Regions from separate parts of the Homo sapiens genome. Here region 2 is linked to region 1. Evidence: chromatin loops called from intact Hi-C (ENCODE). Cell type or tissue: psoas muscle. All regions are shown on one strand. Each heading gives the region's core, and the rest is flanking DNA. Links, peaks and the distances in the headings are about the cores only.

What was found. Hi-C counts contacts between places; a loop is a spot of excess contacts. Peaks named below come from ENCODE experiments on the same cell type or tissue, not always from the same donor. Only the 100,000 strongest peaks of a DNase experiment are listed, where the experiment ranks them.
Region 2: it touches region 1 in a loop (2.9-fold over the local background); 1 of 110 quality-filtered maps calls a loop at or near these places.

The regions. Positions count from the first base shown.
Region 1 is chr5:89,727,623-89,732,027 of GRCh38, reverse strand. All of the region lies in intron 1 of LINC02161 (long intergenic non-protein coding RNA 2161), which reads right to left. Among named protein-coding and RNA genes, the nearest start is that of LINC02161, 150 kb to the right of the region's middle. In psoas muscle, for the core only: a CTCF peak has its summit at 1,795 (motif pointing right); no DNase peak of the experiment used is centred there; H3K4me3 peaks cover 991 bases; H3K27ac peaks cover 2,184 bases.
Region 2 is chr5:89,456,146-89,460,550 of GRCh38, reverse strand. The region is part of intron 8 of MEF2C-AS1 (MEF2C antisense RNA 1); the gene reads right to left. Among named protein-coding and RNA genes, the nearest start is that of LINC02161, 120 kb to the left of the region's middle. In psoas muscle, for the core only: no CTCF peak of the experiment used is centred there; a DNase peak (open chromatin) is centred at 2,280; H3K4me3 peaks cover 566 bases; H3K27ac peaks cover 2,335 bases.

The sequences.
Region 1 (4,405 bases), core at 156-4,155:
ACAAAGCAGAAGACGTGCTATTTTTATGCCCTCATTACTGGTAAGAAATATAAGGCACAGAGAAGTTAAGTAACTAAGGCCAAGTAACTAGTAATATTAGAGTTGGGATTCCAATCCAGGCAGCCTCATTTCTCATCTTGCCCTGCTAACTGCTGTGCTTACACAGCATTAGACCAAGAGAGGAAGGCACCAGCACTAGACGGAATTATTTAAAGGTCTTTCTTTCTGATTTTTTTTTGGCATTGATTATAATCAATGTTAATCTAAAATTTCCCCAAATAATATAATATTATATTTTAATATTAATTAGAGAGCCAAACTACTAAGACTTACTAGTCATAGACTATTACCATGTAGAGGGACTTGTGCCATTATTCCATCCTACTACACATTATATGAACTGGGAATCTGTGATCTTTGAAGAAAAGTTATTTTTCTCAACTCCTATACCTAGTTAGAATCAGAGTCAGGGTGTTAATGAATTGGATTTCTTTCTTAGCTGTAAAAATAAGACAAATTCTAGGGCAATTTTACTATCTTTTTCCTTTAGGGGATTTTTTTTAAACCTAAGTACATTGTATTTAGCTGATGTTTACTATATGTACACATGAAAACTTAGAGTGCATACATGCATACATACATAAGTATTTAATTAAATTCCAACTACTTCCAAAAATGTTTTGAAGCAGTTAGATCACCATTGTGGGTATATGAGAAAAGATTCGCTCATAGCAAAAGTGTAAATAACTTGCTGATAGCTAAAAGATTACATTGATGAGCAATGATTTTTTTGGTAGATGGAAATCCTAAACTTTTTCTGATTCCATTGGAAAATACCAAAGAAGGAATTTCAGTAATGCATTTTGAAAATATTATTTGAGAAAATATGTATGAATTTGTTACACTGTGTGTTCTATGGGCAGAATTTTACCACTTAAATACTTCACACTTTTATGCAGAGGCCAATTCTACATCCAACAGTTTAGATCAGAAATGATTAAGAAAAAAAATTTTTCTGAGAGATTCATGAGTGTAGAAAGGAGCTGCAGATATTTTTGACAAAAGAGTTAAATTTCTTTGAGCTCTGTACAAAGAGAGAAGGAGCAATGACAAAAATGTCTTTATAGGATTTTTCAACACTCTTCGTGCCAGGTGTAGAATACTTTCAGCTGTTCCATCTACTCCTTTGATTCACTTGGAATCTGGCTATATGACATCAAAAAAAGCTTTTAATCTAGACATGTGTCCATTAGTTTTTCTCCTTATGGAACAGGAGAATTTACACTTTATTTGGCAATTACATTGAGGATTTCCAAGAAACATTTTTATGTTTCTGTTATCACATTTTAGTGTTCTTTAGGTAATCAAATATCACCTTGATCCCAGCAATTTATATTATTTTCCAAAAAACAGGCGTCGTGGGGATCCCTCATGTATCCTGCATTCGCCTCTTAGAATAGTTTTCTTCCATTTTTCAGCGTAAATGACTATTGTCTTTGTTCAGTCGTAGAACAACATATATCCCACACTATATACTCAATAAATACTCCTAAAACTAATGAGCTTTGTCTTTTTTTAAGTCAGTGTTGAATTATTTCATTTAGTCAACAATTTGCTTCATTTTGAGTGAAAATCAACAATTATTTTGATCACTCATTATGCATTTAGTCTTTGCATGTGCTCCATTCTGCATATTAATAGAAGATGATCCTCATTGTAATACTTGTTTTAATATTCTCAACTGTCATAACCATTATCATCAGAGGAGTCACAGCAATATTATTTAGAGATGTACACTAGAGGGTGGTGTTTTACCTGGACACTAGACCTCTCAATGCATTGGCTTTGAGGAAGAATGGAAATTTTTTCCAGGAAATGTTCCCCATGTTTAATGTTATATAATTCTCAGCACATATGCCCCATTAACAAAGTTGATAAACCCTAGGGAATGGAAGCAGAGTCTGAGTCACTTGGCGGCCTTGCTATCTGGTTTCTTCAACACATTCCTGTAGGTGTTTGGTTTTTCTGAGCTCCACATGCAGAGTGTCACTTGAAAACCAAAACTGATCACTAGGTGAGAATATATTTGACTCCTTCTAACTACAAGCAATTAGAAATCAAGTGAGGCAAATAGTGAACCTGAGCAAAGCTCTTAAATTAACCACTTCAATTTTAACAACCTCTGAGCCAAACATGAGTACTTCCATGCCTGACCTGAAAAGAAGAACAGAAATGATCAATGGTGGTGAGAAAAGTTATCTCAGGAAGAGCTCTTTTTTTTCTGTGTGTTTCTTCTGCTTTTTACGTAGTGCTAAAAAATAAAAATAGAAATAAAAGCTTCTAATCTAGTGCAGCCTGACATTCATAATATCTTGCAAGGGATGATCAAAATGTTGCTACACTTGTTCCCCCCTCAATAAACATTTTTATGTTAATAACAGGTTATGGCTTGGATTTAACTCATTTTGCTTCTAGCTGGTGCTCTCATTTGTGTGTTTTTCTCAATTGACTCTTACGATTTTGGTTTAATTGTTGCTCAAATCATGAGTTCTATTGTGGTTTCTTATGACAAATGTTCCAAATTTTAATTGACTTTTACCTGGACATGTGAATAACATCATGAAAGGGGGAAAATCCTCAAATTTATTGCTCTCAAATTTCCCTCCAGGAGAAAATTATTCTCCCTGCTCTGGCCAGTGGAAATTTGCTTATAATGCAAGCAAGTCTTGATCTGATGTTGCCGGTTTTCAGACCTATATTCTTTATTATTCTTCACCATCATCTGATTTGGAAAGACTGCTGGAATCAAGATCTGCTGGAATAAATTTTTAAAAACACTATTTCATATGATCAAATTAAAGTTGAATTGACTGGTTCCTATTAAAGTTAAGCCCCGTCTAATACAGTCAAACTCTCTATTGAAGCTAGGTACACGCTTTCCTTCAAATGTTCCTTAGCATTTGGCTCTGCTGTTTCTATGTTCCCCTTTCTTCAGTGATACGATAACATTGCAATAATACTTAAACGCTGACACAACAGAAAACCTTGCCAGTTTGGCTCCCAACCTTGGCAAGCTTTTTGTTATAGTTGCAACCCAGCTTACTCCTTGAATTGCACAAAACTTTCTTAGCTCCTCCACAGCATGTCGTGTACAGGGGACTAAAGAGGAAAAGTAAGAGAGATGCTAATTTTAGACAGAGAATAGTAAATAGGACAACAAATAAAAGCTCTGTTTTGGCACATTGGAACTTTCTTTTTTCCCTTTTAAATGTGTGATTCCTTTTCCCAAATGTTGCACTAGATTTATTTTTAAAGGTGTCATCTATTTCCATTCCAGTGCTATGTCATCTATAATTTAAATTTATGAGATAAATCTTGAGGTTCACCAGTGAAGCAGCTGGAAAATTCTAGCCACTTTGCCATTGAAAATGCAGATTTGCTGAAGGTTTTTGTGTCTGACAAGCCCCATTGAAAGTACCTCACTCCCTTTCCTGACAAGCATCCATCAACATGTAATATTTATTCCTCTGTTTTAGTTTCACTACAAATAATTGGCGGTCCCTCAGCAAGAAGACAGTTTCCTGCTGAGGCAGTACCACCTGTACAGCTTCACTGAGCCGAGAACAAATGCTCTGAAAAGAGAGCTTTCCTAGAACTGATGGATAAAATGAATGAGGGATATTTACTGAAATGAGGGAAAACTGAATTTGCTCCTTTAGTTATGTCATTATTGTGACTTCTGCAATCCTCCTTCTATCACCATCAGAATGGCAATGAAGCATTCATAAATACATTTTACTGCTGACAAGAAAAATATTCTTGTTGACTTATCTTCAACCCCTCTATTTCTCCACCTCTCTCTCTCTCTCTAAATCTTTAACTTCACAATGATTACCTTCGCCAGACTCAATCTAGGGTTGAGGGGGTTGGAGTCAGGGAGCAAAATATCATATGGTGATACAGTATATAATTTTCTTCCCTTCTTGAACTTGTCTTGATTTCTGCTTTTAACTCTGGGCAAACATGAAAAGCTTAAACTCCACTGTAGCTATTGTAACATCAAAATAGATGGCCAGTGTCTGTCCTATGGCTGCTGTGACTTTCAGTTTCCTTGTAACCCCCAGACATGGATTTGCCTTGTTAGGAAAGGAGGTGTTCTTAAAGAATTATGTTTCTGTAAGTGTGCATGGTTTGCACTCTTTAAAAAAAAAACGGACAAATATGACAGGTAAATGAAGAAATAAACATGTTTATACACTATTTTTAATAATGGACAAACTATAGGAACACTTCAGATATATCTTAATTTATCAGGTAGGAGTTTTCAGATGTTATGCATCCAACTAGGTATTCTATAGGCTGTGCATTGTACTTTATTACCAAAATCAGGTAGTCATTATTTTGT
Region 2 (4,405 bases), core at 241-4,240, 270 kb after region 1:
CTTTTTGAAAATCAGTTGGTTGTAGGTAGCCACACTTCATTTTTTGAAAGGCTCAAACTACATGGAGAGGTCACAAGCTGCACTCCATTGACAGTCAAAGCTGAGTTCAGATTTGGAGGTATTCCAACCAGGCAACATTTATGTGAATGAACGAGCTTCTAGCTCATTCCACACCCCAGCAACACTGGTAATCTCCATCATTTGAGTTTCCTCAATTAATGCTGCAGACATAGAGCATGATAATAGAATAAGCCATATCCACTCTGCCTTGTTCTGACCCATGGATTGTTTGAGCATAATAAAATGGCTCTTGTTTTATTGTAGTGAAATTTGGGTGATTTTATTTTATTTTTTTACAGAGCAGATATCAGACATCTTAGAACTAGGAGGTTTACCCTCTATTATTCAAGCCTTAGTGAACTACTTGATTCTACCTGCCTAAGAACAAATGGTAAAAAGTACAAGTTCTGAAATATTCCACAAAATACTATTTTTAATGCGTATTTACTATCACACAAGTCTGATTCGTGAATACATAAATTCCAAAATTGTTTAAATTAATAATGGAAGATGAGACATAATGATTAAGTAAGTCAAATTACTGTATCAGATGTTGATAGAGTTGAATAATCTCTCCATTTCCCACTTCAACTCCTCAGAATGGGAGATTTAACAACTTTAGGATATTTGTCATTCTTGATAACTACCTACCCAGCTAGTGCCTTTTACTGCTTTGTAGATATGGCAGTGCAGACACAAAATCTATGAAACTTTATTCAAATCAGATTTATGACAATGTAAATAGTAGTACTCGACTTAACTGCTACTGTTTAAATAAAATCTAAATAATATATGATGAGCACAAACAGGCTTTCTAGTCAATTAACTGTTACTAGAAAGAGGAAAATTCTTCTCATCATTATTTCTCTATTTGCTCTATCATTTTTTCCTATCATAAAGATGGTCTCTAAGTAAATCTAGTCATAGACAATGTAGCCAAGTAGATAAAAGTTATAGGTTACAATCTCTAGCTTCTAATGTCTTTCTTATGGGTGAAATATCAATAGATTTTGTTCCTGTTTTTATTCAAATTGATGTGGTAGAGTAAATGTATTGAGTGCTGAGGAAAAGGGAAGCTAAAATTCCTAGGACTAATTTTTGACAATCCAAACCTTCATATATACCACTCTCTGAAATATGTTTGTCCACAATTGTTTTCAGTGTTATCAACATTTAAGGATTGTGATTTTTTTTTGTCTACATTTGATGAATACTTGGATTTTGGCTTTCATTCCACACCCAGAATGTATTATATACATGTGTGTGAATGCATATATATGAATAATTGTGCAAACCATATCTTACAGTAGGTAATTCATCTATCTTTATTTTTAGAATTTTACAAAACATATTGCAATAAATATTAAAAATCAGAACTGAAAATATCACAAACCTATTAAGATTAAGGTTTATTTGTATTATTCTTTATAAAGTGAATGAAGCATTTGTTAATGTCAACATTTTTGTTATTTAATTGCCTAGCTCAGTGCAAAAGGACAGCTTTAAATATATATTTCTTCAAATGGTGAACTAATCATCATTTAAATGGCATTTGCCTTTGCTTAACATGGCTTCCTGGTTCTCAGATAAGGCTAAAATGAAAATGAAATTCTTGATCCATCCACTGCTATTTTTTTTTTGGTGCAAAAAAGTCATATTAATAAGAACCTTAAACTGATAGGAAATATGTCCAGCCCTGGATGTAGTTAACAATCTAATTAAAAGGACAATTTGGCAATTGATATGCTATCAGAAAAGAGAAAGTGAGAGAGAAAGAGAGAGACAGAGAGAGAGAGAAAGAAAAGGCAGGAGAAAACCCAGGGCCTGGCAACAAATTTGTCTCTTAAATGCTCACTTTCAAGTGTGTCTGGTTTCTAGTGCAGTTTGTTTCAGAAGGGATCAATTTTTTCCCCTTTTCCCTATTCTACTTTTGCACTGGTATTGTCTGAATCCCAGAGTGAGCAGCAATACATCATCTTGCTTCAACATCTGCTAGAGCCCCCTCTCCTCCTAATCTGCCCAGATCCCCAAAGCCTTTTCCACCTGCTATAGCGCCAAATGCTCATTACAGCATACAGCTATGCCCTTCATTGTCCTTTCTCCCAGATCCTCAAGGTTAACATGGAACAATGACTATTATTAAGTGGGGGCTTCAGGAATATAAAAGCAGACTGGGCAAGGAGAGAGAGGGTGGGGCAGTGGAAGCATTGGGTAGCATGCCAGGAGAGCTGGCAGGAAAGAGCTGCTAGAAAGCTGTGGCCAATTTTCCAGTCGAAACATGAGTCACTGAATAGAGATGCCCTAGACATAAATAGCTTCCCTGTTCATTGCCCAGGACAAGCAGAGACCACACCCTTCAGTGGTTTTGTGTCAGGGTACTTTTGGATATGGCTTTGAGCAACTAGCGCAGGAAGAGAGATAAAAATGGCCAATTTGAGAAGGCTGGCAAGTCTAGAAGTTGTGTTTACTCCTTGGCCAACTGTAAATTGTAACCAATTGGAAGTTGTTCTACGTCTTTTTTTAATACAAATCACCAACCTGTTCCTTCTATTTGCATCATCACACCAACCACCAATGGAAAATCTGAGACACATTAGCTTAGACTGCTTAGAAAACAATGAAATTCAGAATCTCTCTGACTGTATTCATTTAGATTATCATAGAATCTGAATTATTTTTAAAGGAATCTAATGGTTGGGGGAGGCAGCTTTACTTTAGATTTCCTGTCTTTGGCAGCTGTGTACCTCACTCCCAGATGCCATACTTGGTGCAATTTCCTTTTAGTTTTGTAGGAGATATTTTAAGAAGTTAAACACTGTTTCCTCAGTGACATTCATAGGGATGATCTAGATAAACCACATGAATGTCAGCTGGCCTCTAGCAGAATTGGCCAGCTCTGTCCTGGACATCCTTTCCTGTTAACGCACCCTTGGACAATGTCTCCAGCAGGATCAAGTCGCTCCCTGTTGCTCTTCCTCTCCTGGAAGTAGTATAAAACCACGGGTTCCCTCTAAGGCCACCTAGTAAAATTTTACTTGCTTCCACCACCCAGAACCCCAAGGAAGTGTGTTAACCATCCCATAGCCACAAAATGTGCTGATCTAAATAAAACACAGGCCATCCAGCTCAGTGTTCTAGCCAACACACTGGAGGGGCTGAACAAGATCTCATTAATAAAATCAGTTAGGTGTAAAACAACCTGGGCTAGATAAAGTCAGAGTTTGTTTACTTACTCCACTAATGACAACACACCTAAACTGTCAGACTTAACACTAGGAAGAGTGTTATAGTTCCCTTTTCTATTTTAAAATCCAAGTTTGAAAGTCACAACTAAACTTAGATAGACAATTTTTTAATTGCAATTAGGAAATAAGAGAGACACATTGAAAAATAAAAGTTTTTCCTTTCACTTGGATTGATCAAGATACTAGATCTTCGTTGCGGGTTTGTGTGAAGATAGAAAAGTAACTAGAGTTTAGCTAAATGGTGAACATTTCAGGAACATATTCTTAAAAGTTTAAAATTTAAACCTTGTCCTAGACATTTCATATACATTTGCCTCCGTTTTAAGATTGAGAAGTAGTAAGTAAATGCTAATAAAAAGTATTTTATGTGGGTGTAGCTTTATATATAAGTAAAAAATAAGGAGAAAATAGTTTTTACTGAGGTAAATCTTATGGAGCATATGAATGCTTTAAAGTATAGTCCTAGCTCTTTCATAGGCTTGCATTGGAATTGCTATTTCACTGTAATATTGGGAAAGTTTCATTTTACCTCCCTGGGCTTTATTTTTACCTTATAGAATGAGGGTAGAAATGGTATTTCACCTTCCTCAGAAGGTTATTTGAGGATAAATGAAAAAGCTTTGGAAAGTGAAGGTGCCTAGAATGTAGTAAGAGGTCAATCCATTTCAATTGGTATTGTTGCTAATCTATTCTACTTGATGACGTTTGCAAGACATTTTATGATTCCAAAGGACTCTATTTCTTTTATCCTTCATTCCTTTCTTTCTCTGTTTTATGATTTTTATTACTTTTTTTTATTAGTTCACAAGCCTAAATTCTATTTTAATCACTTATTACTTATTTCTATTCAAACCTTTTGAAGAGTAGGATTCTGTTTTAATTCTTTCACAAGTTTCACGATCTTGAATGAGATGATAATAAGATGGTACAACTATAAATACCACAAATTAGGGGAAAAAAAGTATCAATGACTGAGTCTTAGTCAGTTTGGTCTGCCATAACAAAATATCATAGACTGACTGGCTTGAATGACAGAAACTTAATTTCTCACAGTTCTGAATGCTGAAAGTTCAGGAACAGGGTGACAGCATAGTCAGGTT